Regions from separate parts of the Homo sapiens genome. Here region 1 is linked to region 2. A link is an interaction called in ENCODE POLR2A ChIA-PET data of the cell type or tissue named here. Cell type or tissue: HepG2. All regions are shown on one strand. Each heading gives the region's core, and the rest is flanking DNA. Links, peaks and the distances in the headings are about the cores only. Region 1 holds the start of ACOT1 (acyl-CoA thioesterase 1). Region 2 holds the start of ACOT6 (acyl-CoA thioesterase 6).

Region 1 (15,681 bases), core at 4,393-12,392, 74 kb after region 2:
TACTTGGGAGGCTGAGGCAGGAGAATCACGTGAACCCAGGAGGCGGAGGTTGCAGTGAGCCGAGATCAAGCCATTGTACTCTAGCCTGGGCAACAGAGCGAGACTGTCTCAAAAAAAAATTGTTTTTATAAGATGGTGTCCCACTATGTTACCCAGGCTGGCTTGAACTCCTGGGCTTAAGCAATACTACTACTGCCTCAGCCTCCAAGTAGCTGGGATTACAGGCATGTACTTCTACAACCACCGGCTCATCTGTGGTGCTTTTGAATCTAATATTCACCAGCCTGAATTTCTAAGAATGGAGAATAGGGTCCCTAAGGTCTCAAAAGGGCTTCAGCAGACTCAAGTTTGGGATCTAGCATCTACTAAAACAAGTTTTAACTATTGCACTTTTCTAAGAGAGTCATATACTATATAATTGCAAGGGAAAAGATAAAACAATATGACTTGAAATTTTGTGTTGTGGCCTGGCATCTTGGGGTGGGACTTGGCCAGGCCAGCTATGAGCAACTGTCCCAGATTGCATCATCTCTAAGAGTTTTCAGAGCCTCAGGTCATGTGTACTCTAAATGGGGCTCCATGCCCAGCACTGGCATTCTTGTGGAAGTTTGGAGACATGGCACCAGCTGCATTCCTGGGTTGCAGAGTAACACAGGAGGTAGCTTCATCTCAGGGTATCATCTCTCTACTGTAGATCTGGTTATATTCTACTGCTACAAAACCATGAATTCCTTTAGAAAAAAGGTGCCGGAAGCTGGCAGCGGTGGCTCACACCTGTAATTTCAGCACTTTGGGAGGCTGAGGCAGGAGGATTGTTTGAGCTCAGTAATTCAGGACTAGCCTGGGCAACATTGGGAGACCCCATCTGTACAAAAAATTAAAAATTAGCCAGGCATGGTGGTGTGTGCCTGTGTGGTCTCAGCTGCTAGGGAGGCCGAGGTGGGAGAATAGCTTAAACCTACGAGGTTGAGGCTGCAGTGAGCCGTGACTGTGCCACTGCACTCCAGCCTGGGCAACAGAATGAGACCCTGCCTCCAAAAAAAAAAAAGGAAAGAAAATAATAATAAATTAAGGTTTTTTTTTTCTTTTAAATACAACTAAGGTTTAAGAAAAAATCAAGTTTATTGTGTAACTATTTATATCAAGTGATATAAATATTGTCTTTCTTTTTCTTTATTTTTTTTTTGAGACAGTATCCTGCTGTCACCCAGGCTAGAGCGCAGTAGCACAATCTCGGCTCACTGCAACCTCTGCCTCCAGGGCTCAAGCAGTTCTCCCACCTCAGCCTCCCCAGTAGCTGGGACTACAGGCATCCGCCACAATGTCTGGTATTTGTTTGTAGAGACGGGGTTTTGCCATGTTGCCCAGGCTTGTCTTGAACTCCTGGGTTCAAGCAATCCACCAGCGTTGGCCTCCCAAAGTGCTGGCATTACAAGTGTGAGCCACCATGCCAAGCCTAAATTGTTATTGAATTTCACATTTGTCATTGTTAAAATCGCTTATGTAATTCATCTCAATAATGTTTTATCAGCTTTTGAAACAATTAAATCCTAAAGGTCCATATGTATAAACAGGAACATAAAATTTATTTGCACTAGGAGAATCCTTATTAATCCAAGGAGAAGATATCAAAGAACTAAATATGTATTGGTTTTGAAAAGTTTTAGTAGTTTTATATCTAACTAGTAATCAGTTTATAGGCAAGATGTTAACTTCCATTCTTAAAGGAGAAACTCAAATCTGATATACTTTTTATATTATGTGCTTTTCTTCCACAGTAGGTAATCATTTATTTATTTAATTAATTTATTTATTTTTGAGGCATAGTCTTGCTGTGTTACCCAGGCTGGAGGGCAGTAGTGCAATCTCAGCTCATTGCAACCTCTGCCTCCCGGGTTCAAGCAATTCTCCTGCGTCAGCCTCCTGAGTAGCTGGGACTACAGGCATGCGCCACCACGCCCGGCTAATTTTTTGTATTTTTAGTAGAGATGGGGTTTCACCATGTTGGCCAGGCTGGTCTCAAACTCCTGACCTCAAGTAATCCGCGCACCTTGGCCTCCCAAAGTGCTAGGATTACAGGTGTGAGCCACCACGCCTGGCTCACTTATACTCATTCAGCAAATAATTATTGAACTCCATTTACGTACCAGACACTGTTAATTGATGTTACTCACTTTTCCTTTCAGAACTAAAGCCTTATCAGTTGTGTGTTGAGATAGGAAGAGGAGACTTTTTCCACTTCTTGTGTTTCCTACAGTTACTCCCTTCCCAAACTGATAAAGTATACAGTTTATAAAAATCTTAAAAACTCATTCTTACTGGTAAATTCATTTTAATAATGAGGGGAAGAAACTTTAAGAAGTTATGAGAAAGAATGAATACACATACACACACTAAATGTGGCAGATGTTTCCAGGAGAGATTAGCAACAGAGAGGCCACATGATCAAATAAAATTTACACTTTTGATGGGATTGTCCCCTCGTGGCCACCCAAGTGTTTGTGGAAGAAAGTCTGGAGTTGTTTCCAAGCATCCACCTGAGCCATGGCATGAGCCCTGGGCTCCCCTCCCCAGATAATAGGACTGCCCACCAAGGCATGCAGGGAAGCCCGACACAGGGGGAAGTAAGGAGGCTCAATATAGTGCCCTGTCTCTGGGTAACAGATGATCTGGGGCTTTCTCCTCCCATGGGCCTGCAAGCGTTTACAGGCCTCATTAGCATAGAACTCACTCTTCCAGTTGTGGTCATCCTGACCTACCAGGAACAGGAAGGTGCTCTCTGCCCTTTCCACAGGAATGAAGCTCTTCTGGTCAGGTCCTTCCAAAGGGCTGTTCAGGACATCCACAATGTCTGCATAGCCATCTTTGGTCACCTTGATGCGATTTCTGTTGACGCCCACAGGGGGCAGGGTCTCGCCCTTGTAGCGTAAGGTTCCCCCAACATTGGCCACAGAGCCGTTGATGACGACAGCAGCCGTGATGCCCTTCAGGAAAGAGGCCATGGAAAGGCAGAGCTCACCCCCTTTGGAAATTCCAAGCAGCCCAACTCCTGGACCTTTTACCTGAGAAAGGGACAAAGGAAAAAGAAGAAGAATGGCTCCACAAACAGTGGAATATGGTGAGTTGTGCCCACCCTGGAAGTTAGTTGAACCTGAGTCTGAATCTGGGTTCTACCATTTACCCAGATTTGCAGCTTTGGGAATTTACCTCCCCTCTATCTCTTCCTTTCCACAATTTGTCCATCACCACTCTTGGTGATAACCATGTGGAAGATCTATCAATTACTCTGGTTTCTCAGTTCCTTAATCTCATTATCTCCCATGATCTTTTTCTGTCTCCCACCTGAGCCACCCATTCCCACTGTCATAACTAAACTGAGTCGTCATCAACAAGTACGTCATCTCATGGCCGGGCGTGGTGGCTGACGCCTGTAATCCCAACAGTTTGGGAGGCTGAGGCGGGTGGATCATTTGAGGTCAGGAGTTCGAGACCAGCCTGGCCAATATGGTGAAACCCTGTCTCTACTAAAAATACAAAAATTAGCCAGGCAGAAGTGGCATGCGCCTGTAGTCCCAGCTACTCAGGAGGCCGAGGCAGGAGAATCGCTTGAACCTGGGAGGTGGAGGTTGCAGTAAGCCGAGATCATGCCACTGCACTCCAGCCTCGTTGACACGGCAAGACTCCGTCTTAAAAAAAAAAAAAAAAAAAGAAAGAAAAAACATACTGGAATTTAAAATTGCATAATACCAACTACAAATATCTTTACTAGCAGGAAATATAGTAATATAGAATTGAATAGAAACTGTCTATAAGAGGCCAGGTGTGGTGGCTCATGCCTGTAATTCCAGCACTCTGGGAGGCCGAGGTGGGCAGATCACTTGAGGTCAGGAGTTTGAGACCAGCCTGGCCAACATGGCGAAACCCCATCTCTACTAAAAAAAAAAAATACAAAAATTAGGCTAGGCATAGTGGCTCATGCCTGTAATCCAGCACCTGGGGAGGCCAAGGCAGGTGGATCATTTGAGGTCAGGAATTCAAGACCAGCCTGACAAATATTGTGAAACCCCGTCTCTACTGAAAATACAAAAATTATCCAGGCATGTTGGCAGGTGCCTGTAATCCCAGCTACTTGGGAGGCTGGGGCACAAGAATCACTTGAACTTGGGAGGTGGAGGTTGCAGTGAGCCAAGATCGCACCACTGGACTCCAGCCTGGCAACAGAGTGAGACTCCATCTCAAAAAAAGAAAGAAGAAGAAGAAGAAAGAAAGAAACTGTCTATAAGAAGTGACTAAAAAAGGTAGTGTGTGTTGGGGTAGGGAATGGCTGTCATGAATGAGCTAACTTCTGTGAAAACCCAGACCATTTAAGAAGAGACCTGATACATCATAGCCCATAAATCTGAGAGAAGAACTCACCTCAGGATGACTGAGCAAGTAGTTCACAGCTTCTTCAAAGTACTCCAGATGGAGCGTCTCCATGGTCTTGGGGAGGTCTTCATAGTTATAGTAAGCCAGAGCCATCACAGCAAAACCCTTCCCAGCCAGCAGACTAGCCCGATACTCCAGCAGGCCACCTCCAGTTCCGAACATGTCCACAATGCCAGGAAAGGGCCCAGGTTCTTGGGAAGAAACAAAACAAAATGCAAAACTAAGCTATTCCTGAAACAGTTGGATGGTTTCTTACCAAGTTAAACATATACTTACCACACATGTGACCCAGCAATCCCACTCCTAGGTATCTACCCACGAGAAATGAAAACCTGTGTTCGTCCAGAAACTTCTGGCAAGTGTTTATAGTGACTTTATTCATTGTAGCCAAAGACTGGAAACAACCCAAATGTCCTTTAACTGGTGAATGAATCCATTTAATGGTGCACCACCAAGAAACAAAAAGAAAGACTGCTACATAGAAGAGCACAAATTCCTCTCCAGTGCACTCAACAGAATGCACTTATTCAATGGAGACAGACTCAAAAGGCTACTCATTCTGAATGACTCCACTTACTGAATATTTTTATCATTTACATTAAAGGTTTTGTGTTTCACACAAAATTAAAGAATAATAATGCAGGCTGGGTCTGGTGGCTCACGCCTGTAATCCCAGCACTTTGGGAGGCTGAGACGGGTGGATCACCTGAGGTCAGGAGTTCGAGACCAGCCTGGCCAACATGGTGAAACCCCATCTGTACTAAAAATACAAAAATTAGCTGGGTGTGGTGGCGGCCACCTGTAATCCCAGCTACTCGGGAGGCTGAGGGAGGAGAATCGCTTGAACCCGGGAGTTGGAGGTTGCAGTGAGCCAAGATTGTGCCACTACTCCAGCCTGGGCGAAAGAGCGAGACACTGTCTCAAAAAAAAAAAAAAAAAAAGAATGCAAACACCTTACAGGCAACACTTTTAAGACATAGTTCAGTGCTGATACCCGCAAACCATCAACGTCCCACAGACCCCTGTGCCCTTTCCTCTCTTTCCAGTATCCTGGACTTTCTGTGTATCACTCTTGGTTTTCTTCATAGTATTACCACTTAGATTATGTACCTTAAACAATATTTTATTTTGCCTATTTTTTGAACTGTATCTAAATGGAATGATACTGAATGTGTTCTCCTAGTGTTTGACTGTTTCACTCAACAGTGGTTTGGAGATTCATCCATGTTGATTCTTTTTTATTTTTTTCTTTTCTTTTGTATATCTTGATAGATGTTGATTCTTCTAGCTGTAGTTCAATCACTTTGACTGCTGGAAATATACCTCAATTTATTAATCTGTTCTATTGTTGATGGACATTTGGACTGTTTCCAGTTGACTTTGCTCTTTTTTTAAATTAATCCAGACTGCTCATCTGCAATGGCTTTCCTCTTATAAGGAATATGCCTCCTGGTGCACATGTACAAGTAGAATAACATATTTAACTTTGTAAGTTAAGACAAATTGTTGCCCAGAGCAGATGAATATGTTGACTCCTTCTAGCAGTGAGTTTCATTTCCTCCACATACTGGTCAGCAATTGATAATGCTAGCTTCTAAAAGTGGGCCACTTCTGAGGGTGTGAAATGTACTCTGTTGTTTTATTTTGCATTTCTTTGATTATTAATAAGGATAAGCATCATTTCTACACTGGCTGATTGCTCTTTATGTAATATAAAAGTATCCAGTAACCTCAAATTTCCATTTGACAGGAAGAGGCTTTCCTATTGTAAATGCTAATTTACATAAACCTTAACATACTGTGTGAATTGAAAGAAAAGTTGCAAAAATGAGAAACTTTTAAAGAACATTTCTGGGCCCCATACCCCTAGGATCCCGAGAAACCCCAGTGCCCCGGCAGCGATGAGCACAGCCCACGCGTGTGCTGATGGACAGGGACCGCGTGCTGGCAGCTTCCAGACGGCATCCTGTGGGGCTTCAGCCGCCGCTTCTCAGGGAGCTGCATGTGACACTGCAGCAGCACCGCAGCTTCCTGGTCTGGAAGCAGTACCTCACCCTGCTGCCGGACCTGGTGGATAAAGTGGCCCATGGGTGTGAAGCCCTAGGCTTTTCCCTAGTCTTGAAGCCCAACCCCAGAGGGCCTTGCAAGAGATGAAGCACATGCAAAACACCGAGGTCTTCACACTGCACCAGCCCCTGCCAAAGTATGACCACTGTGTGGGTGAGAAGCACCGCTGGGTAGAGCAGCACCTGGAGTCCCAGCTTGTGGAGTGAATTATCCTGACAATGGACAAGACCGTGGTCTTTGGGGACTTGCTCACTGATGACAAGGATACCATTCGAGGCCAAGAGGAGAGGCCACAATCAGTACCTGGTCCTGCCATGCACAGGGAGGTGGCTGCTCTCCTGGAATGGTAACAGGACGGAGATCATAGCCAGCCAGCAGGGAGCTAGGCAGCAGGAACGAACAGGCCCTGCAGGGGGCAGCAGCTGCAGCTGGAGCAATGGTGGGCGGGCAGGCACCAAAACCTCTGCACTGTCACAGGCCCAGCCACCTGGCACCTCCTAGCTGCCATGGAAATACAGTGAGAAAACCAGTTGGAATTCTTTTTATTAAAAAAAAAAGTGACTTCCTGGTCCATACATAAATAAGAACATTGAAACTACTTGAAAATTTTTTGTTGTTGTTGTTTGTTTTTTGTTTTTGTTTTTGTTTTAGATGGAGTTTCACTCTTGTCCCCCAGGCTGGAGTACAATGGCGTGATCTCGGCTCACTGCAACCTCTGCCTCCAGGGTTCCAGCGATTCTCCTGCCTCAGACTCCCGAGTAGGTGGGACTACAGGTGTGCACCACCTCACCTGGCTAATTTTTGTATTTTTAGTAGAGACGGGGTTTCACCATGTTGGCCAGGCTGGTCTCGAACTCTTGATCCGCCTGCCTCGGCCTCCCAAAGTGCTAGGATTACAGGTGTTAGCCACCGCGTCCGGCCTGTTTTTTTTGTTTTGTTTTGTTTGTTTTTAATATTATGTGTCTTTTCTCTTTCCTTACAATGCCTTTTTTTTTTTTTTTTTTTGAGACGGAGTCTCACTCTATTGCCCAGGCTGGAGTGCGTGGCACGATCTTGGCTCACTGCAAACTCCGCCTCCTGGGTTCATGCCATTCTTCTGCCTCAGCGTCCCGAGTAGCTGGGACGACAGGCGCCCGCTACCACGCCCGGCTAATTTTTTGTATTTTTAGTAGAGACGAGTTTTCACCGTGTTAGCCAGGATGGCCTTGATCTCCTGACGTCGTGATCCGCCCGCCTCGGCTTCTCAAAGTGCTGGGATTACAGGCGTGAGCCAGCGCGCCCAGCCCTTACAATGTCTTTTAACTGAGCACTAGGTTTGAGGGACCTCTCAGTTTTGGAGCGGCAGGGGCAATTCCCCAACCAACTTTCCATTCCATTCCTGTCTCCTTACACTAACCTCCGGAATGTTGGAAGCTACATCCTTTCTCCGTATGAAAAGCGCAGGGACGAAAAAAAATAAAAATAAAAAAATAAGTGTAACTCCCCTCAAAGGGCCGGGCGCAGTGGCTCACCCTGCAATCCTAGCTCTTGGGGAGGCAGAGGCGGGAGGATAGCTTGGGTCCAGGAGTTCAAGACCTACCTGGGCAACATAGCCCGGGGTGGTGGTGGTGGGGCGGGAGGAGGGACACACACACAAGCGAAAAGAGCGGGGCGGGGCGAAGGGGACACACACACACACACAGTGGAAAGCGCAGGAACAGGGATGGGCAGAGGGGAACAATTAGCGGAGGTGAGTCACCTGGCGGCAGGAAGAGCGTGCCTCGCACCCGGCCCGCGCGCACCGGCTCGCGCCGCACCCCGGGCGGGAGGAAGTAGCGCTCGTGCCGCACCCGGCACAGCAGCCGCCCGGGGTCGGGGTCGTGGCCATCCAGCACCTCCAGCTCCACGGCCAAGGGCGTTCGCACGTCGCGCTTCACCAGCCGCACCAAGGGTTTCTCGGGCTCCAAGGCCCAGAGCAGCCCCATGGGCTCAAGCCCCGCGAAGCTGCCGCCCAGCGCGGGCGCGCGCTCCAGGTCCAGCTCGCCAAGGGTGTCGGCGCGGTAGCGCGCGTGGGCCTGGAAAAGCGCGCCCTTCTCGTCGCGCAGGGACGCGCGCAGCGTGACCGGCTGCTCCGGGGCTAGGCCGCGCACGGCGATTCGCACCGGTTCGTCCCAGCAGCAGCGGCCCGCGGGCTCCAGGATCAGCGTCGCCGCCATCCGAGCAGGAACCCAAATAATCCGGCCAAACTGCCTCAGCTGTGGAGACCCCTGCAACTCTGCCCAACTCTTCCTCTCGGGCTGCCGTCGCAGGCTAAACGCCCACTAGGGCAGAGCTGTCTGCTAATGTGAGCGGGGAAGGCCAGAGTCCAGCCGATCAGCCAGACCAAATATAGACACACTGGAACTTGCTTAAAGTCTCCTGTGTTGAAACCTCCACTTTATGTTGGAAAGCAACTTCCTAGGTTTGCTTTTCAGAAGCTTGCTGGCTCGCGGAATGGGCTGGGCCAGGACTGGTTCGTCCCGGCTACTCGGGAGGCTGAGGCAGGAGAATGGCGTGATCCCGGGGGGTGGAGCTTGCAGTTGGCCAAGATCATGCCACTGCACTACAGCCTGGGCGACAGAGCGAAAGTCCGTCTCAGAAAAAAAAAAAAACAACAACAACCAGGCAGCTAGCAGTCTCCAGGCTCCAAACTCCTGATGGCGAAGAGGAATGCAGGACTGGAGTTGGTTTTGATCACTTTGTTGAATAATTCACACTCATTACTAATCTTAGGGCTTTTCTTTCAAAATCTGCACCATGGTGTTTTGCTTTCGTGTTCTCTGTATATGCCTATCCTCCACATCACTCCCACATCGAAGGGTGCTGGCTTCTTACTAGCTGTGTGACCTCTGAGCTTTATTCCTTACAGGTGTAAAAATAGCCAAATGAGGTAATAGTTATTAATTTCTCGAACTCCTGACTTTGTGATCCGCCCGCCTCGGCCTCCCAAAGTGCTGGGATTTACAGGCGATGAGCCACCGCGCCCGGCCAATAGTTATTATTTTCTTATACTGGTTTCTCATTTTTGTCCCAGTCAGGCAAGTGTTACCTCTCATCTTTTTTTTTTTTTTTTTTTTTTTTTAAAGAGACAGGGTCTCACTACGTTGCCAGTCTGGAGTACAGCGGCGGTTTACCATCACTGCGCACTTACAAGCCTCAAACTCCTGGGCTAAAGCCATCTTCCTGCCTCAGCCTCTCAAACACCTCAAGGGACTACCGGCGCTCCCCATGCATTGGGCTTTTTTCTACTTTTTCATAGGCTATTGGTTCCAACCAGAGGTGGTTTTTTTTTTTCATCAAACTTAAGCTTTAGGCCCCTCCCAAGCCCTTGTACCTGATTTCATAATTTCCTATCTTGGTAATTAGAGAAACCTATAAATGCGTAAGCTTCAAACTCACAAAACCTGTGTTTGCCTCTGCTCCTAATAAGGCTGTCCTCAAGGTAAGCCTTTTTATCTCTTTCCAAATGCTCTCATGTCCCATGTCCCATGTCATTATCATACAACTCCCTGTTAGTTGTAATTACCTTTGTATAGGTTCTGTGGCACACATCAAGTATATTCTGTGCATAGAAGTCTCAGGAACTAAAGAAGGTAAATAATAGTAGCTAATTGTTAATACTTACAAGAACCGTAGTAGTAAATTAAGGCCCAGAGAATTTAACTGATTTTCTGAAGATCATACAGCTGGGAAGTGGAAGTTGGGTGAGGTGGCTCACGCCTATAATCCCAGTTTACTTGGAGGCTGAGGTGGCAGGGTTTCTTAAGGCCAGGAGTTTCAGACCAACCTGGATAAGACCCTGTCTCTAACAAGAAAAAGGGGCCAGGCGCGGTGGCTCGCGCCTGTAATCCCAGCACTTTGGGAGGCCGAGGCGGGTGGATCACGAGGTCAGCAGATCGACACCATCCTGGCTAACACAGTGAAACTCCGTCTCTACTAAAAAAAAACCAAAAATACAAAAAATTCGCCGGGCGTGGTGGCAGGCGCCTGTAGTCCCAGCTACTCGGGAGGCTGGGGCAGGAGAATGGCGTGAACCCTGGAGGCAGTGCTTGCAGTGAGCCAAGATGGCGCCACTGCACTCCAGCCTGGGCAAAAAAAAAAAAAAAAAAAAAAAAAAAAAAAAAAAAAAGAAAGAAGAAAAAGAAAAGAAAAAGGGAGAGGGTTCATATGTTTGAAATCTGATTCTCAAGGCTGGGCTCTGAACAACTATGTTTAACTGTCTCTCACAGGATGTTGAAGAAGATTTGGAAAAGAAACTCATATTGGTGGATATATAAACTGGTATGACCTTTTCATGGCAATCTATGCAAAAATATTTAAAAGATCCCTTCTCTTTGACTCACAGTTCCACGTCTAGGAATTTGTTTTAAGTATAACTTCATAAATATGTGTAAATATTTGGCTACAAGGATGCTAATCATATCATTTTAATAGAGAAAAAATTAGAAACAAGTTAGCAATATAAATTTGGTTTTACCAGTTTAATTGTGATGTCATAAATGAAAGCAGTTTAGTTATAAAGCAGAAGAATATATGATGAGCATTCTTCCATGAAACTGATGAAAAAAAGCAGGTTAGAGAACAGTATAAATATACTTTTTACCAAGATATTAACATATTTTTTAAAAAGACTAGTCAAACACTCCCCCAGTAGCTGAATGCAGTGGTAGATGCCTGTAGTTCCAGCTGTTAGGGGGGAGGCCTAGGCAGGAGATTGCTTGAGCCCAGGAGGAATTCGATACCAGCTTGGGCAACAGAGCAAGACCTCATCCCTTAAAAAAAAAAAAAAAAGCAGAAAAGATAAGACATGAAAATTAAAAAAAACACACATCTAACTATTTCAAACTGTTGTTTCTTGAGCCTTGAGGTTTTATGCATAGTATTTGTTTATTTGCTTGTTTGTTTTTTAAGACGGGGTGTCTCACTGTGTTACCCAGGCTGGAGTGCAGTGGTGCGATCATAGCTCACTGCAGCCTCAACCTCCCAGGCTTAGACAGTTCTCCCACCTCAGCCTCCCGAGCACCTGGGACCACAGGCATGCACCACCACACCTGGCTAACTTTTTAGATTATTTGTACAGATGGGGTCTCCCTATGTTGCCTGGTCTCGAACTCCTGGGCTTAAGCAATCCTCCCACCTTGGCCTCCCTGAGTGTTGGGATTATAGGCAAGAGCCACTACACTCGGCCATGTTTCTTTTTTTAATTCTTTTTTTTTTTTCAAGACAGAGTCTTGCTCTGTCGCCCAGGCTGGAGTGCAGTGGTCTGATCTCGGCTCACTGCAACTTCTGGCTCCCGGGTTCCAGTGATTCACCTGCCTCAGCCTCTTGAGTAGCTGGGATTACAGTCACATGCCACCACGGCCAGCTGATTTTTGTATTTTTAGTAAAGACGAGGTTTCACCATGTTGGCCAGGCTGGTCTCAAACTCCTGACCTTGTAATCTGCCTGCTTCAGCCTCCCAAAGTGCTGGGACTAGAGGCATGAGCCACCGTGTCTGGCCTTAACTCTTATTTTTTAGAGACTAGGTCTTGCTCTGTCACCCAGGCTGGAGTGCAATGGCACCATGATGGTTCATTGCAGCCTTGAACTCCTGGGTTCAAAGGATCCTCCCACCTCCTCTTCCCAAACAAGTGACCCTACCACCTCATCTTCCCAAAGTGCTGGGATTGTAGGCATGCATGGCCTCATTTTAACCTTTTTTTTTTTTTTTTTTTTTTAGAGACAGGGTCTTGCTATGTTGCCCAGACTGGTCTCGAACTCTGGCCTCAAGTGATCATCCTGCCTTGGCCTCTCAAAGCGCTAGAATTACACGCATGAGCTGCTGGAACAAGCCCATTTTAACCATTTTTAAGTGTACAAGTCAGTGACATTAAGTACATTACATTGTTGTACAACTATCACCATTATCCATTTCCAGAACTTTTGGAGTCTTGCTCTGTCCCCCCAGGCTGGAGTGCAGTGGCGCGGTCTCAGCTCACTGAAACCTCCGTCTCCTGGGATCAAGTGATTCTCCTGCCTCAGCCTCCCAGGTAGCTGGGACTACAGGCGCGTACCAGGACACCCAGCTAATTTTTGTATTTTTAGTAGAGATGGGGTTCCACCATGTTGACCAGGCTGGTCTTGAACTTCTGACCTCAGGTGATCTACCCTCCTCGGCCTCCCAAAGTGCTGGGATTACAGGCCTGAGCCACCACGCCTGGCCCATTTCATTCCTTTTTAAGGCTGAATAACATTCTGTTGTATGTATCTTCCACATTTTGTTTATCCATTCATTCACTGATGGACATTTGGGTTCTTTCCACCGTTTGGCTATTGTGAGTATGCTGCTATGAACATGGGTATACAAATATCTGTTAAAGTCCCTGCTTTCAATTCTTTTGGATATGTACCCAGAAGTAGAATTGCTGGATCACATAGTAATTCTATATTTAATTTTTTGAGGAACCTTCAACAGGGTTTTGATTTATTTTATTAGAAACAGGGTCTCCCTCTGTCACTGAGGCTGGGTTGCAGTAGTGCCATCATAGCTCACTGCAGCCTCAAACTCCTGGGCTCAAAGGATCCTCCTGCCTTAGCAGGGTTATAATATTTAATTTTTTTAGTCTTTACTTTTCTTTTCTTTTTATTTATTTATTTATTTTTTTGAGATGGAGTCTTGCTCTGTCACCCAGGCTGGAGTGCAGTGGCCCAATCTTGGCTCACTGAAAGCTCCACCACCTGGGTTCACGCCATTCTCCTGCCTCAGCCTCCAAGTAGCTGGGACTACAGGTGCCCACCACCACACCCGGCTAATTTTTTTGTATGTTTTAGTAGAGATGGGGTTTTACTGTGTTAGCTAGGATGGTTTCAATCTCCTGACCTTGTGATCTGCCCACCTTGGCCTCCCAAAGTGCTAGGATTATGAGCGTGAGCCACTGCACCCGGCCTAGTCTTTACTTTTCATACCAAAAACGTACCCTCTCGCTCTTTTATGGTGGTCCAACCATCTGAGTGCAGCTTGAGCCCAAGTGCTAAAGTCCATATTCAGGTTGGTCAGCAGCAGCAGTCTTGCCTGGAACCAAGAGATGGACCACCTGAATAGCATGAGCTGGGTCAACGAGACAGAGCCTTAGGCCCAGAAATCTTTCCTGCTGTCAGGATAAATTAGTTTGTTTCACAACAGGACTCCTGAAGATCAGAATTTCTGTATCTGTAAGACTTCTATGACTTAAAGAATTTCTGTACGTGTGAAATTATACTACTAGAAATACAAGATTGAAGAGTCTCCTTGTAAAAGCTAGTGTTAATGGCTAATAATCTAGCCAGGATTTGGAGATCAGGGAAAATAGGATTGAACTGTGTGGGCAAAGGAGATTAAGTAGCAGTGGAGGAGCTGAAAGGGGAATGGAAAAGTCAACGGACAGCTTCTACTTTACCATCTGTTTTATCAGCCTGGTAATCTGACGCCTGCCAGAGCTATGTGGTCATGTGTTCCCTGCTTTGCCTCTTTCTCAGGATTTATAAACCCTTGTGGTGGGAGAATATGGAGCCGCATACATCTAGAGGGTTTTTTTATTTTTATTTTTTGAGACTGCACTTCACTCTTGCTGCCCAGGCTGGAGTGCAATGGCCTGATCTTGGCTCACTGCAACCTCTGCTTCCTGGGTCCAGGCGATTCTCCTGCCTCAGCCTCCCAAGTAGCTGGGATTACAGGCATGCGCCACCAGGCCCAGCTGATTTTCTTTTTAAATTTTCTATTTTTAGTAGAGATGGGGTTTCACCATGTTGGTCAGGCTGGTCTCGAACTCCTGACCTCAGGTGATCCGCCACCTCAGCCTCCCAAGTTGCTGGGATTACAGGTGTCAGCCATTGCGCCTGGCTGAGGTTTATTTTTCAAAGAATGACCAAGAGGCTGGGTGTGGTGGCTCACAGTTGCAAATCCCAGCACTTTGGGAGGCCAAGGCAGGTGCATCACTTGAGGTCAGGAGTTCGAGAACAGCCTGGCCAATATGGTGAAACCCCATCTCTACTAAAAGTACAACAATTAGTGGGGCGTGGTGGTGTGGCCTGTAATGGGAGGCTGAGACAGGAGAATTGCTTGAACCTGGGAGGCAGAGGTTGCAGTGAGCCAAGATCACACCACTGCACTCCAGCCTGGGCGACAGAGTGAGACTCCCTCGCAAAAAAAAAAAAAAAGACGAAAAACTCCATGAAACTACCATTCAATAAATAATCAATAAATAAGATGCAATTTCTCACAGCTCAGTTTACAAAGAAGGAAATTTAATAAATGGTTGAAGATATACCCCCGACTGAACCCACAAGTTCTCTGAGTAGACTCATGGAATTCTAAAGAGTTGGTTGCTTGGAGACTGATAGAAACAGCTTTGGAACCTAAGAAACCAAGGAAGGTTTAAGATGCAGAACCTTGCTTCTCTCTGAGGACTGCCTTGTAGGAGGCCATTTGGAAAGTAATTTTGAAACACTGCTCCTTTGCCAGTATCTGAAAGGTGCTGGATGGTGTCAGCTGGAAGATGAGGGGCAACCTGAGGTAGCTGAAAAAACTTTGGATTAGGTGTCAAAAGGGTCAGTACTACTTTAGATACCAAGCAGTATGGTGATCTTAATGATTTCTCTCCTCTCTGGGCCCCAGTTTTGGGATTTATAAAATCAGGACATTAGGCCTGGTGCAGTGGCTCATGCCTGTATTCCTAGCATTTTGGGAGGCCAAGGTGGGAGGATCGTTTGAGTCCAGGAGTTCAAGACCAGCCTGAACAACATGGTGAGACTCTATCTCTACAAAAAAAAAAAAAAAAAAAAAAAAATTTAACCGAGAGTGGTGTGCTATGTGCCTATGCTCCCAGCTATGTGGGAGGATTGCTTGAGCCCAGGAGGTCAAGGCTGCAGTGAGCCATGATCACGCCACTGTACTCCAGGAGAGTGAGACCCTGTCTCAAAAAAACAAACAAACAAAAAACAAATCAAGGCATTAGACCAGGTCATCTTTATAGCAGAGTTTCCAGAGTAATCTCTGGAGACAGCTGTATAGCTGTGTGAGTGCATGGTGAGAAATTAGAAAGTAGAGGGGAAAAAATGAGGGGAACTTTTTGAGGGCAAAAAGGGAGAAAGGGGGACTTGAAACAAGCCAGGTTAAGCAGCTGTTCCCTAATCCCACTCTCCCCACTAACC
Region 2 (15,681 bases), core at 1,020-9,019:
GCAATTCTCCTGCCTCAGCCCCCCAAGTATCTGGAATTACAGACATGCAACAGACACCCGGCTAATTTTTTTTGTATTTTTAGTAGAGACTGGGTTTTGCCATGTTGGCCAGGCTGGTCTTGAACTCCTGACCTCAGGTGATCTGCCCACCTTGGCCTCCCAAAGTGCTGCGATTACAGGTGTGAGCCACCGCAACCGGCCTAAAACTTTTTAATGATATAAATTATTGTCACACCACTGCACTCCAGCCTGGGTGACAGAGTGAGACTCTATCTCAAAAATAATAATAATAATAATATTATTTTCACAAACAAAAATAAACCAAGTTAGAAATAACATAATGAGGCCAGGTGTGGTGGTTCATGCCTATAATCCCAGTGCTTTGGGAGGTCAAGATAAGAGGACCACTTGAGGCCAGGAATTCACGACCAGCCTGGGCAACATAACAAGACCCATCTCTACAAAAAAGTTTAAAAAACTAGCTGGGCATGATGGCACTTGCCTATAGTCTTAGCTACTCAGGAGGAAGAGGCGGGAGGATCATCTGAGCCCAAGAGTTCCAGTTTGTGGTGACCTGTGATCACACCACTGCACTGTAGCCTGTAGATCACTGTAACCTTGAATCCTTGGGCTCAAGTGACCCTCCAGCCTCAAGAAGCCACCCTCCCAAGTAGCTAGGCCCCTATGCTTGGCTAATTTTTAACTTTTTATAGAAATAGGGTCTCACTATGCTGCCTGGGCTAGTCTCAAACTCCTGGCCTCAAGCAATCCTCCCACTGCAATGCTCCCACCTCGGCCTCTTCAAGTGCTGGGATTTTAAGTGCGAGCCACTGCACTCAGCCTGTTTGTTTGTTTGTTTGTTTGTTTGTTTGTTTGTTGAGACAAGGTTTCACTCTTGTTGCCCAGGCTGCAGTGCAATGGTGCGATCTCGGCTCACTGCAACCTCCGTCTCCCCCCGGGTTCAAGCGATTCTCCTGCCTCAGCCTCCCGAGTAGTTGGTATTACAGGCATGTGCCACCACACCTGGCTAATTTTGTATTTTTAGTAGAGATGGGGTTTCACCATGTTGGTGAGGCTGGTCTCAAACTCCTGACCTCAGATGATCCGCCCACCTTGGCCTCCCGAAGTGTTGGGATTACAGGCGTAAGCCACTGCGCCCAGTCTTGTTTTTTTTTTCGTTGTTGCTGGTTTTTTTTGTTTTTTGTTTTTTTTTTTTTTTTTTTATCAGACAGAGTCTCTCTCTGTTGCCCAGGCTGGAGTGATGTGGTGTGATTTTGGCTCACTGCAACCTCCACCTGCCGGGTTCAAGCAATTCTCCTGCCTCAGCCTCCTGAGTAGCTGGGATTACAGGCGCCCGCCACCATGCCCGGCTAATTTTTTGTATTTTTAGTAGAGACAGGGTTTCACCATCTTGGCCAGGCTGGTCTTGAACTCCTGACCTCGTGATCCACCCACCTTGGCCTCCCAAAGTGCCGGGATTAGAGGCGTGAGCCACCGCGCCTGGCCGCCTTGTTTTTTTTTTTGAGATGGAGTCTTGCTCTGTCCTCCAGGCTGGAGTGCAACGGTGCGATCTTGGCTCACTGCAACCTCTGCCCCCTGGGTTCAAGAGATTCTCCTGCCTCAGCCTCCTGAGATTACAGGCACCCACCACCATGCCCGGCTAACTTTTGTATTTTTAGTAGAGACGGGGTTTCACCATGTTGGTCAGGCTGGTCTCGAACTCCTGACCTCAGGTGATCCACCTGCCTCGGCCTCCCAAAGTGCTGGGATTACAGGCGTGAGCCACTGCGCCCGGCTCCTTGTTTGTTTTTAATGAAAGGTTTTAGTTGATTCTTAGTCAGTGTGATTTTTTTTTTTTTTTTTTTGAGACAGGGTCTCGCTCTGTCGCCCAGGCTGAAGTGTAGTGGCGCAATCTTGGCTCACTGCAACCTCAGCCTCCCGGGTTCAAGCGATTCTCCCACCTCAGCCTCCCTAGTAGCTGGGACTACATGTGTGAGCCACTATGCCTGGCTAATTTTTTTGTATTATATAATTAGTAGAGGTAGGGTTTTGCCATGTTGGCCAGGCTAGTCTTGAACTCCTGGCCTCAAGTGATCCACCCACCTCAGCCTCCCAAAGTGCTAGGATTACAGGTGTGAGCCACTGCGCCTGGCCCAGTCAGTATGATTTATTGAGCTCCTACTATATCCTTGCGAAAGCCTCTAGGAACATGGATATTTAGAAATCTGTAAGACCCAATTCCAGCCCCAGGAATTCACAGTACAGTGGGCAGCCACGAGTTAAGGCTAAGAATTGCTGAAGAGCTGTAAAAATAAAGCAAGTTTTCTTGTTTTGGAGAATAATCACAGAATTCGGTTTAAGGATTCTATGTGCTGTTGCAACTCTAGAATTTGTTGTTGTTGTTGTTGTTTGAGGCAGGGTTTCACTCTGTTGTCCAGGCTGGAATGCAGTGGCGTGATCTCAGCTCACTGCAACCTCTACTTCCTGATATCAAACAATCCTCCCACCTCAGCCTCCCAAGCAGCTGGGACTACAGGCATGCACCACCATGCCTGCCTAATTTTTTTTTTTTTTTTTTTTTTTTTGTAGAGACAGAGTTTCACCATGTTGCCCAGGCTGGTCTTGAACTCCTGGGCTCAAGTGATCTGCCCACCTCAGCCTCCCAAAGTGCTGGGATTACAGGCCTGAGCCACTGTGCCCGGCTCATCATTTTTATATGGTAGAGGTTTAAGTCAGGAATTTAGTTAGAAGGGATTAATCAGGAGTCTTCTTTCTGGGCTACCTTTACCTAGCAAACATCCTGTGTTTACTTAGACTAGGGTTCCTCAACCTCAGTAGTACAGACATTTTCAGCAAGATAATTCTTTGTTCTGGTGGTTGTCCTGTGCATTGTGGAATGTTTAGCAGCATCTCTGGCCTCTGCCTGCTAGATGCCAATAGCACCTCTCCCTTCAGATATGACAACCACAAATGTCTCCAGATATTGCCAAATTTCCCCCAGGGAGGGCGGCTAATCATTGCAGGTTGAGAACCACGTACAGCATGTTTATGATAGAAGGGAGAGGACTGTCAGGCAGTTTTGTGTGTGTTTTTAAACAATTAAAGGGCATTGCCAATACTGTGGATTTTAGCTTCTTTGGAAGTTTGATGTGAAAGGAGGCAAAAATCCTTCTTGCACATCAGCTTAAGGTTTTGCCCATATCGTATTCAAACAAAACCACATGGCTGGCACATAGTGGCTCTCAATAAATATATAATAAGTTGAATGCACTATTCAGCACATAGCTAAAGTGGTGGTGCCTCCAGGGAGGGACGTGAAACTTAAAAAGGAAAGACTGGAGTAGCTACTCAGGAGGCTGAGGCGAGAGGACTTGAGCCCAGGAGTTCGAGGCTGCAGTGTGAGCTACGATCCAGCCACGGCACTCCAGCCTGGGCAACAGCGGACGCCCAGACTCAGAATCCATGACAGACTCTGGAGCGAAGGAACAAGTTCAGGGATGTTCCACAATCACGCGATTCCCAGGACAGGAAAGGGGCCGGTGGGGGTCGCAGAGCTCGACCAAATTCTGGGCAGACTACTCATCCGGCGGCAGGAAGAGCGCGGCGCGCACCGGGCCCGCGCGCACCGGCTCGCGCCGCACCCCCGGCCGGAGAAAGTCGCGCTTGTTCTGCGCCAGGCACAGCAGCCGCCCGGGCTCGGTGTCGTGGCCGTCCAGCACTTCCAGCTCCACGGCGAAGGGCGTCCGCACGTCGCGCTTCACCAGCCGCACCAAGGCTTTCTCGGGCTCCAACGCCCACAGCAGCCCCATGGGCTGGAGCCCCGCGAAGCTGCCTCCCAGCGCGGGCGCGCGCTCCAGGTCCAGCTCGTCGCGGGCGTCGGCACGGTAGCGCGCGTGGGCCCGGAAGAGCGCGCCCTCTTCGTCGCGCAGGGACGTGCGCAGCGTGACTGGCTGCTCCGGGGCCAGGCCGCGCACTGCGATGCGCAGCGGCTCGTCCCAGCAGCAGCGGCCCGCGGGCTCCAGGATCAGCGTCGCTGCCATCCCAATCTGGGTAGAACAGGGGCGACCCAGCTCCGCGGAGTCAGTGGGCGGGCCTGGCGGCTTTGCCGAGCGCTGGAAAGTAGTCGAGGGCGGAGCCCTTAACACTACTCCCATTGGTTGGACTTGGGGACAGGCTCCAGGCCGCTGCGTGGGGCGCCTAGAATTTGTGCAAATACACCAGTGTCCCAAATGAAAGAGTATCTGCTGAAATAAGAGTTAATGACCAATCCGGCCGGGGGCGGTGGATCACGCCTGTGATCCTAGAACTTTGGGAGGCCGAGGTGGGTGGATCACACCTGAGGTTAGGAGTTCAAGACCAGCCTGACCAACAGAGTGAAACCTCATCTCTACTGAAAATACAAAATAGCCAGGTGTGGTGGCGCATGCCTGTAATCCCGGCTACTTGGGAGGCTGAGGCAGAAGAATTGCTTGAACCCAGGAGGCAGAGGTTGCATTGAGCCAAGATTGCACCATTGTACTCCAGCCTAGGCAACAAGGGCAAAACTCCGTCTAAAAAAAAAAAAAAAGAGTTAATGACTATTCCTGCAATCCAATGTGGTGAGTGTCGAAATAGAGGCACAAAAACCACTGAGAGCTAAAGGATTGAGAGAGATACAGTCCAAGAATCTAGATTTTGAAAAAGCATCCCAGGTGATTGTACTCAGGTGACCCCTTGGAGAAACATGGTCGTAATCCGTCCTTTACCCCTCAGTCCCTTACCAAGCCTTTTTTCCAGGGCTAATGGTACCTGGAGCAAAGCAGATGTTTAGGGAGGCAGACCTAGCCGAGTTCTGGTCTGACCCTGATCCTTAATATTAATACCTGGTGATCTTTAGCAAGAAACATAACCCTCTAAATTCAGTTTTCTTATCTGAAAAGGCTTATTGTGACCATTAAATGGGCTAATGTGTAAAAACACTACACTGACACACCTGTAGGTTAGTACCCAGTGAAAGTTTTGTTTTGTTTCTTACCTCACAAATCTAATCACTGGCAGAGTCCATTTTGGGTTGTATGCATACAGAGTTCTGGCAGTAAGCAAGTGGCACTCTCAGCCTGTGTAATTGAGGAGAGTTTTATAAAGGTACTATCTACAAAGGCATGGGCAAGATTTAAAAACAAAAACAATGAAACAAGATTCGGTGTAGAACCCTGAATCTGAAGGTTCAAGGGAAGGGGGCAGTCTGATAGGAGTTGTACCTTTTTTAGAAGGAACCTATGGTTTGTGGCAGGAAGGAGGAGACTATAAGTCCCTTGACTCTCCTCTTGTTTTTCAGTATCTTGCTAATGCCTCTCTTTGGCCAAACCCAACCACACAGCTCAACCTAGCTGGGAACATAGCAGGGTGGAGAAGGAAGAAGAGCATATAGTGATGCCCAGCTCAGTAAACATGTATAAACTGAACAAAAAGGTATTAGACTCTATGAAGCAAGTTCACTGTATGCTGGTTACCAACTTGTCTGAGTCCAGTGAGAAAACACATTCATATATTTAATACAACAATTTACATGAACTGGATTTATTACTTACAGATAGGCAGCAAAGAATGACAGAAGCCTAAGAATCATTGGAAACCAGTCCCCCAAGGCTCAGGAATGCTGCCTGGGTGATGGAATCTCATGTGTGTGTGCCCCACTTGCACTGCAGCTGCCCTGAGTTTTGTACTCTGGGGTCATGTGACTGCTGGGTTAAAGCATTGAAAGACATCCTGTTTGTAGGGAGGGGCTGGAATAGAGCCAGGGCTATTCCAGCCAGTCCGTCCCTCTCTCAGGATGTTACATTCCCAGCACGTTCTATGCTTGAGAACTACTAGTGAGAAAGAGGGGAGAACTGAGTCAGTCCAAGGCCAACCAGAGAACTGCCCTGCAGTCCATCCCCAACCCAGATACCTCCTTTAGTAAACCTAGTACATTTCATATGCCCTCCAGACCCCCAGGATCTGGAGGCAGAGGTTTGTCTGATCATATTAATATGGCACCTTGGTCGGGCACGGTGGCTAATGCCTGTAATCCCAGCACTTTGGGAGGCCGAGGGGGGCGGATGACTTGGGGTCAGGAGTTTGAGACCAGCCTGGCCAACATGGTGAAACCCTGTCTCTACTAAAAATACAAAAATTAGCTGAACGTGGCAGCACGCGCCTGTAATCCCAGCTATTCAGAAGGCGGCGGCAGGAGAATTGCTTGAACCCGGGAGGTGGTGATTGCAGTGAGCCGAGATCTCGCCACTGCTCTCCAGCCTGAGCGACAGAGCAAGACTCCCTCTAAAAGAAAAAAAAAAAAAAGCGACACTTGACTGAAACAATCTCGGTGCAACATTGTTAAGCCATGGCCGGAATATATTGCATTAGGCCCAGGAGACTACTATAATAAGCAGGATGATCAGGCTTGCTTGGAGCTGTGGCCTACCCCCAAGTCCTAGTGATCCAGGCAAGAAGTTTTGAGGTCCAAGAAAGATTCTTTAGGTAGCCACTCTGACTGCAACCAGTAGGCCTGCTTCCAGATCCTCTACCTATGTCTCCACCATGCCTGAGGTGTTTATCCAGGTACACCAGGAGGTGTTGGCAGTGGCACACACTCCTCCCAATTAGTCTAAAAAAAAAAAGGGTAGAGGAATTCTGTTGTTTAAAACAACCTGGCCAGGCGCGGTGGCTCATGCCTGTAATCTCAGCACTTTGGGAGGCTGAGGCGGGTGGATCACGAGGTCAGGAGTTTGAGACCAGTCTGGCCAACATGGTGAAACCCCGTCTCTACTAAAAATACAAAAATTAGCCAGGCATGGTGGTGCGTGCCTGTAGTCCCAGCTACTCGGGAGGCTGAGGCAGGAGAATTGCTTGAACCCGGGAGGCAGAGGTTGTGGTGAGCCGAGATCGCACCACTGCATTCCAGCCTGGGTAACAGAGCGAGATTCTGTCTCAAAAATAAAATAAAATAAAATAAATAATAGAACAACCTTCCCAAGGGAGTTGAAGGATGTCCCTGTGCTGCCAAGGCAGTGGCACTGGAAGCAGCAATATCAGGCACAGTTTTCTTATCATTTTTTTCATGAGCACTGACTCCTATATATGGTACCAAAAATTTCATAGAGGACCTAAACCTAGAATCAGCCACGACCTGGCAGGTTCCTAATAAGCATGGTGCATACTTTTAGACTACTGGCCCAATGATGTTTCTTGTACCCAGGGGTGATATGCAGGAGCACCCCCAGCATGCCCAATGTCCAGGATCCCATCATCTGCCAGCTTTCCAGGTATGACATTGTCCATCCCATGTTTGGCTCACTCCCAGATCACCCACAGAGGAAGAGGCAGCTTTTGGATGCACACTGCATCATTTTATTCAGCAACCCAGTCATGGCTATGGAGGATTGGTATTCACCAGCCAATTCTCATTGATGGCATAGTGACATGAGCTCAGTCTCCCCCATACAATCAATATCGTTCACAAAACCTGTACACAGAGGGTTAGCATTACACCTGATATGGTTTGGCTGTGTCCCCACCCAAATCTCATCTTGAATTATAGTTCCCATAATCCCCATATGTCCTGGGAGGGACCTGGTGGGAGGAAATTGAATCATGGGGGTGGTTAGTCTCATGCTGTTCTGGTGATAGTGAGTGAGTTCTCATGCGATCTGATGGTTTTATAAAGGCTTTCCCCCTTTTGCTCAGCACTTTTTGTTGCCGCCATGTGAAGGACATGTTTGCTTCCCCTTCTGCCATGATTGTAAGTTTCCTGAGGCCTCCTCAGCCATGCTGAACTGTGAGTCAATTAAATCTCTTTCCTTCGTAAATTATCCCATCTCAGGTAGGTCTTTATTAGCAGTGTGAGAACAGACTAATACAGTAAGTTAGTATCACAGAGAGTGGGGCACTGCTGTAAAGATACCCAAAAATGTGGAAGCGACTTTGGAACTGGGTAACAGGCAGCAGTTGGCACCGTTTAGAGGGCTCAGAAGAAGACAGGAAAGCGTGGGAAAGTTTAGAACTGCCTAGAGACTTGGAGGGCTCAGAAGACAGAAAGATGTGAGAAAGTTTGGAACTTCCTAGAGGCTCATTAAATGGCTTTCACCAAAATGCTGATAGTGATATGAACAATGAAGTCCAGGCTGAGGTGGTCTCAGATGGAGATGGGGAACTTGTTGGGAACTGAAGTAAAGGTCACTCTTGCTATGCAAAGAGGCTGGTGGCATTTTGCCCCTGCCCCAGAGATCTGTGGAAGTTTGAACTTGAAAGAGATGATTTAGGGTAACTGGCAGAAGAAATATGTAAGCAGCAAAGCGTTCAAGAGGAAGCAGAGCATAAAAGTTTGGAAAATTTGCAGACTGACTATGCTATAGAAAAGAAAAACCCTGGCGGGGCACAGTGGCTCATGCCTGTAATCCCAGCACTTTGGGAGGCCAAGGCAGGTGGGTCACAAGGTCAGGAGGTTAAGATCAGCCTGGCCAAGATGGTGAAACCCCATCTCTACTAAAAGTACAAAAATTAGGCAGGCACAGTGGCAGGCGCCTGTAATCCCAGCTACTCGGGAGGCTGAGGCAGGCGAATCGCTTGAACCCAGGAGGCGGAGCTTGCAGTGAGTCAAGATTGCACCACTGTACTTCAGCCTGGGCAACAGAGCAAGACTCTATCTCAAAAGAAAAAAGAAAACCCCGCTGGGCATGGTGGCTCATGCCTATAATCCCAGCACTTTGGGAGGCCGAGGTGGGTGGATCACCTGAGTTCAGGAGTTCGAGACCAGCCTGGCAAACATGGTGAAACCCCATCTCTACTAATAATACAAAAATTAGCCAGGCGTGGTGGTGCATGCCTGTAATCCCAGCTACTTGGGAGGCTGAGGCAGGAGAATTGCTTGAACCCAGGAGGCAGAGGTTGCAGTGAGCCCAGATCGCTCCATTGCACTCCAGCCTGGGTGACAAGAGCGAAAGTCTTCCTCCAAAAAAAAAAGAAAGAAAAGAAAAGAAAACCCTATTTTCTGGGGAGAAAATCAAGCCGGCTGCAGAGACTTGCATAAGTAACAAGGAGCCTAATGATAATCACCAAGACAATGGGGAAATGTCTCCAGGGCATGTCACAGACCTTCATGGCAGCCCCTCCCATCACAGGCCTGGAGGCCTAGAAGGGAAAAATGATTTCTTGGTCTGGGTCCAGAGCCCTCCTGCTGTGTGCAGCCTTGTGACTTGGTGCCCTGTGTCCCAGCCACTCCAGCCCTGGCTAAAAGGGGCCAAGGTACAGTTCAGGACATTTCTTTCTTTTTTTATTTTTTTGAGACTGAGTCTCTCTCTGTCACCCAGACTGGAGTGCAGTGGTGCAATCTTGGCTCACTGCAACCTCTGCTTCCCAGGTTCAAGCAATTCTCCTGCGTCAGCCTCCCGAGTAGCTGGGATCATAGGCACGTGCCATGACACCCAGCTAATTTTTGTATTTTTAGTAGAGACAGGGTTTCACCATGTTGGCCAGGCTGGTCTCAAATTCCTGGCTTCGTGATCCACCCACCTCGGCCTCCCAAAGTGCTGGGATTACAGGCGTGAGCCACAGTGCCTGGCCTCCATCTTGTTTTATGACCTTGAGAGCTTGACGTTGTAACCACAAGATGGTACTTCCTCTTGGTCTCCACCTTCCAGTGAACAGAAATTTGGGGGATCATGTTATAGTTAGCTCTAAAAATTATTGAGTAGTTAAAAGCCTTTGCAAGCTCAGAATCAACTACTCTAGACTCCTTCTGGGAAGGTGAATGAAGACTGCCCAGTGCTGTAGCTCAGTAGCTAAGATCACTGTGTGATCTCTCGCACAGTGGCCTAGGTTCAATTCCGGGCTCAGGGAAGGAGTCCTGATTGGTTTGATATCTGAGTGATGTTTACCATTTGTTGATTCTCTTCCCCTCCATGAATCATTTTGAATTTTCCTTTCTCTGTGCACCTGGGAGGTTACCTTTGGTAAGGCTCAAAAGCCAGACATATTGGCAGTTTTGTAACCACCCAATGGGTTCACCTTGCCTGCTTCCTAGAGAGAGCTGATTTTGTAACCACCAAATGGGTTCACCTTGGCCACTGCTAGATAGACCCTATTTCTCAAGATTTGCAATAGAGAAAGAGTAATTCACACAGAGCCAGCTGTGTGGGAGACTGGAGTTTTATTATTACTCAAATCAGTCTCCCCGAGTGTTTGAGGATCACAGTTTTTTTTTTTTTTGTTTTGTTTTGTTTGTTTGTTTCTTTTTGAGACAGAGTTTCATTCTTGTTGCCCAGGCTGGAGTGCAATGGCAGGATCTCGGCTTACCGCAACCTCCACCTCCTGAGTTCAAGTGATTCTCCTGCCTCAGCCTCCCGAGTAGCTGGGATTACAGGCATGCACCATCATGGCTGGATAATTTTGTATTTTTAGTAGAGACGGGTTTTCTCCATGTTGGTCAGGCTGGTCTTGAACTCCCGACGTCAGGGAGGATTACAGTTTTTATGGACAACTTGGTGGGTGGTGGGAAGCCAGTGAGCCGGGAGTGCTGATTGGTTAGGTAGGAGATGAAATCACAGGGAATTGAAGCTGTTCTTTTGCACTGAGTCAGTTCCTAGGTGGGGGCCACAAGATCCGATGAGCCGGTTAATCGATCTGGGTGATGCCAGCTGATCCCTGAAGTGTAGGGTCTGCAAAGTATCTCAAGCACTGATCTTAGGAACAGTTTAGGGAGGGTTAGAATCTTGTAGCCCCCAGCCAGGCACTGTGGCTCATGCCTGTAATCCCAGTACTTTGGGAGGCCAAGGTGGGTAGATCACCTGAGGTCAGGAATTCAAGACCAGCCTGGCCAATGTGGTGAAACCCTGTCTCTACTAAAAATGCAAAAATTAGCTGGGCATGGTGGCAGGCACCTGTAATCCCAGCTACTTGGGAGGCTGAGGTAGGAGAACTGCTTGAGCCCAGGAGATGGAGGTTGCAGTGAGCCAAGATTGCACCACTGCACTCTAGCCTGGGCAACAGAGTGAGACTACATCTCAAAAAAAAAAAAAAAAAAAAAAAAAAAAAAAAGAATCTTACAGCCTCCAGCTGCATGATTCCTAAACCATGATTTCTAATCTTGTGGTTGATGTCAGTAGTCTAGTTCCCAGGCGAGGAGGTTTGTTTTTGGGAAAGGGCTGTTATCATCTTTGTTTTAAACTATAACCTATAAACTAAGTTCCTCCCAAAGTTAGTTCAGCCTACACCAAGGAATGAACAAGGACAGCTTGGAGGTTAGAAGCAAGGTGGAGTCGGTTAAGTTAGATCTCTTTCACTGTCTCAGTCATAATTTTGCAAAGGCAGTTTCAATCTTGCATGGCTAGAGTCGGGTAATAAGACATTTAAAAGGACTTTTTTTAAAAGAGCACTATGGTTAAAAGTCAGCTTAATTGAAAGTGGATATCCAAACTATAGATATATCTAAAGGGCCCTTATGTTTTTTTTTCTTCTTGGATCTTGTTTTGCTGGAAAAAGGTTTTTTTTTTTTCTTCTCAGTTAACTGAATTATTTTTCTCCGTTTTGTCTTGCCACTCTTATGCACACATGAGAAGCACTAAGATAACTTCTGGTAGCCTGGGACTCATTGGGAAAAACAGGAGGTGCCACAAGACCCTGTTTTGGGAAACCCTCTGTTTTCCTTATGAAACCCCAAGAATTAAAAGTGGATAGATCCCTCTCAAAATCTGTTTTTGTCTTCCAGCTGTGCCTGCTTATTAGACCTTAGAAACTGCATGTTTTCCTTGCCCCTGTTTCTTGAAGGGCTCCACCCTGAGGCCAGTAATCCAATTAAGAAACTGGCTAGCTGGGCATGGTGGCTCTCGCCTGTAATCCCAGCACTTGGGAGGCCAAGGCTGGTGGATCATTTGAGGTCAGGAGTTCGAGACCAACCTGACCAACATGTTGAAACCCCTTCTCTACTAAAAATACAAAAAAATTAGCCAGGTGTGGTGGCGCATGCCTGTAGTCCCAGCTACTTGGGAGGTTGAGGCAGCAGAATCACTTGAATCTGGGAAGCGCAGGTTGAAGTGAGCTGAGATCACACCATTGCACTCCAGCCTGGGCAACAGAGCAAGACTCCAGCTCAGAAAACAAAACAAAACAAAACAAAAAAACAAGAAACTGGGCCAGGTGCAGTGGCTCATGCCTGTAATCCCAGCATTTTCAGAGGCCGAGGTGGGTGGATGACTTGAGGTCAGGAGTTTGAGACCAGCCTGGCCAACATGGTGAAGCCCTATCTCTACTAAAATTACAAAAATTAGCCAGGCATGGTGGCAGGCGCCTGTAGTCCCAGCTACTTGGGAGGCTGAGGCAGGAGAATTGCTTGAACCGAGAAAGTGGAGGTGGCAGTGAGCTGAGATTGAGCCACTGCAGTCCAGCCTGGGTTATAGAGCGAGACTCCATCTCAAAAAAAAAAAAAAAAAAGAAATTAGCAAATGAAAAATCTTACAACTACTGGATTTTCTTCTGTCTGTTTGTGTAGTTGTATATATGTGTTATGTGTGTGATGTTTGCATAAAAGGACTCTGATTAATTGGCTTAAAGAAGAATAAGCACCTGCCGGCCATGGTGGCTCACACCTGTAATCCCAGCACTTTGGGAGGCCAAGGCAGGCACATCATGAGGTCAAGAGATCTGGACCATCCTGGCCAAAATGGTGAAACCCTGTCTCTACTAAAAATACAAAAATTAGCTGGGTGTGGTGCTGCGCACCTGTAGTCCCAGTTACTCAGGAGACTGAGGCAGAAGAATCGCTTGAACCTGGGAGGAAGAGGCTGCAGTGAGCCAAGATTGCACCACTGCACTCCAACCTGGCAACAGAGCAAGACTCCGTCTAAAAAAAAAAAAGAAAAGAAAAGAAAAATAAGCACTTCGATCAAATGTTTTGAAAGAAAAAAACTATAATGCCTTTTAGTTCATGTGACTTTAGTAGTCTTTGGGAAATAAAAGCAGTTTTAAAGATTATTAGTAAAATATGGGAGGCTGAGGTGGGTGGATCATGAGGTCAGGAGATCGAGACCATCCTGGCTAACATGGTGAAACCCTGTCTATACTAAAAATACAAAAATTAGCAGGGCATGGTAGCATGCGCCTGTGGTCCCAGCTACTCGGGAGGCTGAGGCTGGAGAATCACTTGAACCCAGAAGGCAGAGGTTACAGTGAGCCGAGAATGTGCCACTGCATTCCAGCCTGGCGACAGAGCAAGACTCCATCTCAAAAAAAACAAAAACAAAAAACAAAAAAAACAGATTATTGGTAAAATGCAAATGTCTTCAAAATGTAAACGTGTTCTAAATTACGTTCAAATATTAGGTTTGCCAAATTATTTAAGGTCATAAACTGCTTCTTTGGCTTTTGAAAATAGTTCAACTTGCCTGCTTTACAGCTTGGTAAGGCCTGGGGACATATGGAATTAACCACGCCCCCAGCTGTGCTGGAAAGAGTCAGACCATATTTGTACCTAGTACATAATTAAAATAAGTTACCAGGTTTTACATTAAAATTAAAAATTGCTAAGAGTCATCATTGTAACATACAATTAAGACTACTAAAAATAGTTTTACATGCAAGGTGTGTGAGGAGAGTAAAATGTGTTTTTGGTAAAAGATTGTAAGAAGGCATGGGAATGTACATTTTTGTAAACCTTTAACATATTTAACAGGCTTCCCAAAATCAAATTTCAGCCTCAGAATTGTCTTTTCTCATCTCTAAATTTGAGATGCTACAGAGGGCCCCTGAAGCATTTAAAAGAGAGGTAAACAGGATTATTTGACGTGGTTAGTTACATGGGAAGCATTGTCAAAATAAAAAAAAGATTTACTCTTCTTCAAGTTATATTTTAGTGAATGATATTAATATATGTTCCAAAATTGTATGGAATTTCTACGTTCTAATACATCTGAGTATATGGTATCAATCATAATTGTAGCCTGCCAGGATCCCTGGGGGACTGAACAAAGCGGGGAGAACGCGGGAATAAAGAGACAAAAGAATATGTTTGGAAGAAGGAGTCAGGAGGCAACTTGCCTCTAGTGGACAAGGGCCCTGAGCTTTACACAGCCCTCTGTATTTATTAGGCAAAAAAGATAGTGAGAAGCGGGGTGGAAGAAGGGACCAGCTGCTTGGTCTACAGTAGTCTTGTAAGACTGCATTCTCTAGATGTCCCAGTAAATAACCTCAAGGAGCTCGGCACCAGGAAGCGATTGCCCTCAGCAAATCTTCTGGGGCAGGCACAGAAGCGAGTTTGCCCACATCCTGCATTCATGATAAATCATATAGCCTCCAGTGGAATGCTAGGTTGGTCATGATCCCTTTGACCTTTTTGGCTCCCAACACATAATTATGTTGTTAGGCCAGGTGCAGTGGCTCATGCCTGTAATCCCAGCACTTTGGGAGGCCGAGGCGGGCGGATCACAAGGTCAGGAGTTCAAGACCAACCTGGCCAACATAGTGAAACCTCGTCTCTACTGAAAATACGAAAATTAGCCAGGCACGGTGGCCCGTGCCTGTAGTCCCAGCTACTTAGGAGGCTGAGGCAGGAGAATCGCTTGAACTCAGGAGGTGGAGGTTGTGGTGAGCCGAGATTACACCACTGCACTCCAGCCTGGGCAACAGATTTAGACTCCGTCTCAAAAAAATGAAATAAGATTAAAAAAAAAAAAGCATAATTATGTTGTTATTGTAGACCACAGAAATAACCAGCTCTCCTTGTCAGAAGTGTTTTAACTATTACTATTTAAAATCATTTGAATTCCATGGTCTAAGATAAATTATCTGTAAAAACCCATTGGTTATCAGTGCTATGCACCTAAATTAGAGAAATAACTGGTATTCAAGAGGACATAAGTCCAATGTTAAGCATGGACTCATGGAGAACCAGGATGGCTGCCTTGTCTTTCCTGAGTCCCTAAAGGTTTTGTTATTAAAGGTTATGGTTTCTATGACTCATCATGGAAAAGACAAAATGATCCAATTTAAATACATATTGGTTTGCTGACTTATAAATTGCTAAAGTAGTTCTTTTTTGAGACAGAGTCTCACTCTGTTGCCCAGGCTGGAATGCAGTGGCGCGATCTCAGCTCACTGCAATCTCCGCCTCCCAGGTTCCAGCAATTCTCCTGTTTTAGCCTCCCAAGTTGTGGGGATTACAGGCGTGCGCCACCATGCCCAGCTAATTTTTGTATTTTTAGTAGAGATAGGGTTTCACCACGTTGGCCAAGCTGGTCTCGAACTCCTGACCTCAAGTGATCTGTCCGCCTCAGCCTCCCAAAGTGCTGGGATTACAGGCATGAGCCACCACACTGACCTGCTAAAGTAGTTTATAACCAATGTTTGGTTTGTCAAATCCATATTTTTGGGAAGACAGTCAAAGCTTCAGGTACATTTACCTGATGGGTCATTTAAACACTTACAAAAATATTTCATTTAATTGTCATTTTCTTTTTTTTGGAGACAGAGTCTCACTCTGTCATCCAGGCTGGAGTGCAGTGGTACAATCTCGGCTTACTGCAATTTCCATCTCCTGGGTTCAAGCAATTCTCCTGCCTCAGCCTCCTGAGTAGCTGGGATTACAGGCACGCACCACCACACCTGGCTAATTTTTGTATTTTTAGTAGAGATGGGGTTTCGCCATGTTGGCCGGGCTGGTCTCGAACTCCT

Evidence for each region. Peaks named below come from ENCODE experiments on the same cell type or tissue, not always from the same donor. Only the 100,000 strongest peaks of a DNase experiment are listed, where the experiment ranks them.
Region 1: POLR2A ChIA-PET joins it to region 2 with 12 read pairs; 3 of 35 experiments call an interaction of 5 or more read pairs at or near these places.

What each region holds. Positions count from the first base shown.
Region 1 is chr14:73,530,431-73,546,111 of GRCh38, reverse strand. The region is part of intron 1 of HEATR4 (HEAT repeat containing 4); the gene reads left to right. ACOT1 (acyl-CoA thioesterase 1) reads right to left here and starts at 8,969. Exons shown (of 3, transcript NM_001037161.2): 1 at 8,234-8,969; 2 at 4,417-4,619; 3 at 2,316-3,062. The coding sequence starts at 8,690. The coding sequence ends at 2,457. It overlaps LOC124903344 (a long non-coding RNA gene), which reads right to left. Exons shown (of 2, transcript XR_007064263.1): 2 at 14,755-15,047. It also overlaps the pseudogene NT5CP2. In HepG2, for the core only: a CTCF peak has its summit at 6,897 (motif pointing right); DNase peaks (open chromatin) are centred at 6,851, 7,871, 8,171 and 8,941; H3K4me3 peaks cover 2,770 bases.
Region 2 is chr14:73,600,931-73,616,611 of GRCh38, reverse strand. It overlaps ACOT6 (acyl-CoA thioesterase 6), which reads right to left and starts at 4,095. Exons shown (of 3, transcript NM_001365788.1): 1 at 3,580-4,095. The coding sequence starts at 4,040. It also overlaps a transcript of HEATR4 not described here. RefSeq lists a silencer at 2,515-2,759 and enhancers at 3,835-3,884, 3,418-3,917, 3,935-3,984. In HepG2, for the core only: no CTCF peak of the experiment used is centred there; DNase peaks (open chromatin) are centred at 2,841, 4,171 and 5,721; H3K4me3 peaks cover 1,675 bases.